Regions from separate parts of the Homo sapiens genome. Here region 2 is linked to region 1. Evidence: chromatin loops called from intact Hi-C (ENCODE). Cell type or tissue: CD4-positive, alpha-beta T cell. All regions are shown on one strand. Links, peaks and the distances in the headings refer to the core of each region. The heading gives the core; the rest is flanking DNA. Region 1 holds the start of ARL6 (ARF like GTPase 6). Region 2 overlaps DCBLD2 (discoidin, CUB and LCCL domain containing 2).

What was found. A loop is a pair of places that touch in the nucleus more often than their neighbours do. Peaks named below come from ENCODE experiments on the same cell type or tissue, not always from the same donor. Only the 100,000 strongest peaks of a DNase experiment are listed, where the experiment ranks them.
Region 2: it touches region 1 in a loop (3-fold over the local background); 7 of 110 quality-filtered maps call a loop at or near these places.

Annotation. Positions count from the first base shown.
Region 1 is chr3:97,763,123-97,766,037 of GRCh38, reverse strand. ARL6 (ARF like GTPase 6) reads right to left here and starts at 1,280. Exons shown (of 8, transcript NM_001278293.3): 1 at 1,061-1,280. RefSeq lists enhancers at 1,123-1,232, 948-1,447, 1,273-1,812, 1,448-1,949. In CD4-positive, alpha-beta T cell, for the core only: no CTCF peak of the experiment used is centred there; DNase peaks (open chromatin) are centred at 1,297 and 1,547; H3K4me3 peaks cover 1,324 bases; H3K27ac peaks cover 1,156 bases.
Region 2 is chr3:98,893,357-98,896,271 of GRCh38, reverse strand. The region is part of intron 1 of DCBLD2 (discoidin, CUB and LCCL domain containing 2); the gene reads left to right. Among named protein-coding and RNA genes, the nearest start is that of DCBLD2, 6.9 kb to the left of the region's middle. In CD4-positive, alpha-beta T cell, for the core only: no CTCF peak of the experiment used is centred there; no DNase peak of the experiment used is centred there.

The sequences.
Region 1 (2,915 bases), core at 166-2,665:
TAATGAAATATTTTGGGACACACAATTTAGAAGAGCAGGCAGTTTTTCTAAAAGAGGTAATCACATTTATTGAAATTGCTTTATAAACAACTATCATAGAGCCTTTAAACTTCTACGTTTCAAGTAGTTATAATTTTCCTTCCATAAGTTGACTTTCTGCATGCATAAATAAAAGATAATTGAAGCCAGTCAATATTTGTTAATCGTGTCTTAAGTGTGCAGCGAGAGACACAACTGTTTTCTGCAGCTTCCTACTCTGATAGCCATGATTCTCAACCCTGGCTGCACTCTGAAATCAATTGCTGAATCCGAATTTTTGAAAATAAGATCAGGGCATCTGTAGTTTTAAAAGCTACCCAGTGTTTCTGATGTGAAGTTACTATTGAGAACTACTGGCTTTCAGAATAAAGCCAGTAGTTTCAAACTTCCAAGCACAGCTTTTAAGGTTGTCCACAATCTGGCTCCAATCTTCCTTTCTTGTTTCTTATCTTACTGTAACCCTCTCTTTGCACACCAGCCAAATTCTCTTGGTTATTGTCTGACAGACTGTTTCCTAAAGGATTACATATTGCCAGAGAAGTCCAGAAGAATTAGGATGTTATCCACAGTTAACAGCTTAGAGGGTAAGCTGCAGAGACAGAGTGGTAGCCCAGAGAAAACACCACGAATGATACTTAGTAAACTCTGTAAAGTGTTTGTTGATTGAAATGTTGCCTACTTTTATTACCCCAAATAAACATTCTTATTCGGCTTTCAGTTTTTTATGATATAATTTAAATTACACTTACACACACACACACACACACACACACACACACACACACACCCCCAATACACGGGTCTAAGTTGAGCATTGTTAAAACCCATCAACCAAACATACGTCCAAACCAGTTTAGTAAGTTTTCTAGGGCCTCTATAACTCACCTTCTTTTCTACTTCTCATACATTAGCAACAACTACACGCGTGGAGTGAAAAACATGGGAAAGACCAAAGAGGAATTCTAAAACTGACGGGGACAGAGGGTGGCGCTGGCTTTAAAAACCGGCGTTGAGGAGATACCTGGTTTTTGAGGTTAGTCCGGAGGGCGCAGGAGCTGGCAACAGGAATGGACGCACTCGTATCGGTCTCCGGGATGGAAATCTGGTGCGAGGGTCCCTCAGCCTTCTTCTCGATGCCTACATGGGAAGGATGCCTGGTAATGAGCAAAGCCGTCTCTAGAAGTTGGGAAAACCGGCAGCCTCTGCAGCAGTCTGTGCATCAGTCGCTGAGCAGGCGCCTTGGCAGGCACCGTTCCCTTGGCAACAGGAGCTTCTTCCGGTCCTGAAGCCACGCCTCCCCGGGGGTCCTGGCGATTCAGCCGTTGTGCTATAGCTTCTGGGATTGAAGAGCTCCGGGAAAAGGTCAGAGGCGCGCCGAGGAACTATACATTGAAGAAAAATGTGTGCACAGGTGGCAGGGTGAGCTGCCTATTTCCTGCGAGGAGCCGGGCAGTTCCCGGCGTAGCATCATGGGAGTTGTAGGCTCGCGCACAGCTTTCTGGGAAGCGTTTGGCGTTCGCGTGTGCTGCGTGTTTGTCGCTCGGCCCTGGTCTTCCTGGGGATCCAAGAGGCTGGCGCTGGGTGTGGCGCGGAGAGTGTCGTTACCGGGCACCAGCGTAGCGTTGTGGCAACGACTGCAAGACGATACTGTCCCCCCTGGGGCAAGATGTGCGCCGGAGTTCCCCAGTTGCCCATCGCACCGACTCTTCTCTGGGTTCTGATAGGCCTCCCACCCTGAGTCCCTGTAGAGGTAAAACTGTTAATACAGGAAGGTAGAGGGGAGAACTGGTGTAAAAAGTCAAAAGGTGTTATTCGGCTAATAAAGTATGCCTGTACCCCTGCTTCTTAGTTGTGTGGTCTCCCGAAGAGATTTCTACCAGGCATAATCTCCTGTGAGTAGATTACAGTCTCCAGAATCAAATCGGCAGGTGGTCAGGAAAGGTATTAATAGTCAATACTTAAAGTTGACCACCTTCTTAAATTGCACTTGGATTTTATAGTCATAGTCACAAATGGTCTTCAAATAGAAAATATTTAGGCATACCCTTCCCCACATCTTTTATTACTGCGTTTTCCAACGGACACATTACAGATGCAGTCATTTTAAAGATCTAGCCTTTCAATCTGCCCAACTCCACTAACCTCACCCCCAGCGAATGGCCTCATTCTTCAAATAGGGGTTTGTATCTCTTCATTTTTTTTGTTTGCATGGGTGTAGGATTTCCGACCCCCTGCCCCCCACCGCGCGACCCTTTTCAACTAGCTAGTGTATGTTTACTGCACTGCCTGTTCTTTGGCCTGTCAATTCATTTGGCCTATTAAATGGACTAGGAGGGTGCAAAAAGAGACTAGAAGGAATTATTTCAAAGTAATATGGTAGGGGGGACGGTTGTAAGCGTGTGATTATGGGGTGATTTATCTTTTGTCACTTCTCCAAATTTCCAAATGTAATTGTCATTTTTACAGCGAAAAAACAAAAGCGGCTCTGGATTAGTGATTCTTGTTGAAAGACAAAAACAAAACAAAGACCCTATGGATGCATATCAACATATAAATGTCCTTGTAAAAATGGAGTATGGAAATACATTCTTTCTTACTGTGTGGTCTTAGCCCAATTTACCCTTCTCCGTGCTTCTATCCTCACCTTCAAAAATATAGTATTTATCTTATCTGGTAGTTCTGAGTATTAAAGATAACAGAAATACAGATGTTTGGCACATATTTATTGTTCAATAAATAATGTCCTGTCTTCTTTTGTCTTGAGCTTTTTATTGTGTAAACAAAATTGACCCAAACCGTAACTATGGTGGTTCTTTAACTTCTGAACTTCTAATCGTGAATGCATTGACAGGGAGGTGTTGAACACTTTTCTGTGT
Region 2 (2,915 bases), core at 132-2,631, 1.1 Mb before region 1:
CTATGAGGACAGAAAATACAGATATTCAAATAAACTAGTATCTAATGAGTGCCAGTGCAGTACCCACTGAAGCTGATGAGATACTCATGATTTCCAAGGGCTACTAAAACATCATTCACCAGCTGAACGTGCACCCTGATGGGTGTGTAATTGAAAGAAAAACTTTGATTTGCTGCTTGAATTATGGGAGAATCCCAAGATGCACGTTCCCTCAACTGCTTTTTAAGGAGAGTGGCCCAGAATTCCCTGCAAGGCTTTTGTTGAGTAGGGTGTGTGCAACCTTGCCTTCAAAACTGAATTGCCTGGGATCAAAGAGAAGGTATTGGCACTCTTTATCATTCTCTCATTAAGAACTATCAGTATGAAGGGGTACCAACTGTGAACTCTCAAGAGAGTGTGCATGTACCTCAGTATAGTCCTGAGACATTCAGAGAAGAGTAAAACATTGTTATTGTCTTCAGAGAACCTACAGTCTATTTGAGAAAGTAATTCAAGTTGGAATATATATAATAATAACCAAGGAAGGATATCAGAAGGTTATGTAAGGCAGAGAGAACTCACCACTCCTGGAGAAGCAGGAGACGCCTACTATAATAATAATCAAGGAAGGTTATAAGAAGGTTGTATAAGGCAGAAAAAGCTCACAACTCCTGGAGAAGTAGGAGACGCCTCACTGATAAAGTGGTTTTAGATTGGTAAGCTTTGAAGTTTGGTAGGTTTCTTGTCCACAAGGAACAGCAGATATTTGAAGAGTAAGATCATAAGATTATAACCTGGGGAGTCAGGAAAGTGGGAGTGTGAAAGCCCACCCTTTTAGAATGAGTAGCAAAACTCATTCTGGTCATGCTCCACTGTTTGCTTCTTGAACTCATGCCCTGTGTCTGCCCAGTTATTGGAAAAACGTTGGTTGGTTACTGTGGGCCAGGCATGGTACCACATGCTGGGGCATTTTCCTCTTGGAGCTGTGTTAATGACTTCCATAGTGTTGCCAGCAGCCCCTTTATCATCTGTAAGATACCGTCCAAACTCCTTTGCGTATCATGTAAGTAATTTTTTTCACAGTCTGGTCCCTCCCTTTCACTCTGACTTAATCTAATGCCAGCATTTCTCACACTGTATAGTTCAGATATGAGACTGAGCTAATTTTATTCTTCTAAGATATAATTTCATGCCATTTTGCCTTGTTCCCTATACTAACCTCTTCATATATGCAGTTTCCTCTACTTGAAATGCTCTTACTTTCCTTGTCTTCTCGGTAAACTCTCGATCAGCCTTCAAAACCCTTCTTGGGTATCATCCCTTTATGAAGAGTTCTCGAACAGTCCCCACACACTCATCTCCGGATAATACATTCCACACTGTATTCTAAGTATTTATTCCTGCCAGCGGAGAGAGTTTTATTCATTTTCTTATTTCTAATACTTATCATAGTGTCTGTCATTCAAATTATGTGAATTAAGAACCCCATTTCTAGAGTTAATCTGCTACCCTGAGCACATTATTTGGTTCATCCCTTGGCACCGGCATGCACTTCATGCTGTTGTCCTTTGCCTAATCCCCGTAAATTAGTGGTCAGTTCAGGAGCCGGGAACAGAGCCATGTCTTGACCCTTACTACCTGTTTGCTCAGAGCCTAACAGTCTTCCCAGCCTTTCCCAGTCCCACCTCTTCCCAGGAGGAAGACTCCTTTGCTGCACACCCTTGACTATGAGAGGAATCCTTCAAGCTGAAATTCTGAAAATAGACATGCCTACTTCTTAGAAAGCTCTGCTCCCCTCAGATGGGTCATCCTTAACAACCGTGACAGCCTAAATCAGTGCCAGCAATTTGGGCACACTTTCTCCTTTGCATGCTTTCAGCTTCTGACTTCAATAGGCATCTCCAATATTATAAAAGTCCCCCTAGTTTTTGTTCTCGTAGTTGCCTGTCTCCTTTTTCTTGCCAGTGGATGTTGCTGGGGAGCATTCAGGTAGCTTCACTAATCTGGTGTAATAGAAAAGTAATGAGAAATGGAGGCTGGAACGTATTGTGGAGGACTTCCCATTGAGGGGCAGACTGAGGAGTTTGTATCTGCGATGTTAGGCCTGACATTAGCCTCAGGTGCTTCCTCTTTCACCTGGTTCATTTGTCTGTCACTAGGTTTGGTTATCTCTTCTCAACTCAGGCACCCCAAATCCATCATCTCAACAATGCTCTTTCCGTGATCTTGGACAGTTCCCAAACTTGGGCCCATGTGATAATCCCCATTCTCTGCTTTCTCTGGTTCTGGATAGCTCATAGTTACAAGATTAAGTCATGTGGTCATCGTGATTAGATCTGCCACAAATGAGGTCTGGCTAATCAAGTCCCAAGTGGGGATTACTGCTTAGCAGACTATCTCACTTTGTAAAGCTGATTTGTACAGCCGAACTCCTGCCCTGCTCCTAATCCTTGCACAGTATGACTTCCTCCTGACTGAAACCTTGTCCTCTTCCTCTTTATCAGAGCACTGCTACATTGGGGAATGTGAATTTTGTTTTGGCATGCTTTACACTTTGATGGCACTTTTACTTTATATCTGGAAACATGCTCAAAATGCCACTGGCTTTTACATATCTCTTTTTTCATTGCTTTGTGGTACCTTGTATCTCTGCTTTTTTCAGTGACGAGCTTTCTAAATGGTAATCTACATTTGTGCTGTATATTTTCTTAGTGACTGGCACACAGCAGATATTTGTTAAATTGTTAATTTATTTTTTAACCCTTGCAATAAAAAAGCAAGGGTTTTGTTTCTGCTTTACTGAAACTGTCATTTACACTGTCAGATTTTTGTTTGTTTTGGTTTTTGTTTTAGTTTGAAAAACCAAGCAGCTTTGCCTATCTTTATTATTGGTTTCTTTTTTTTTTTTTTCTTACTACAGTGGTCTTTGAAAATCT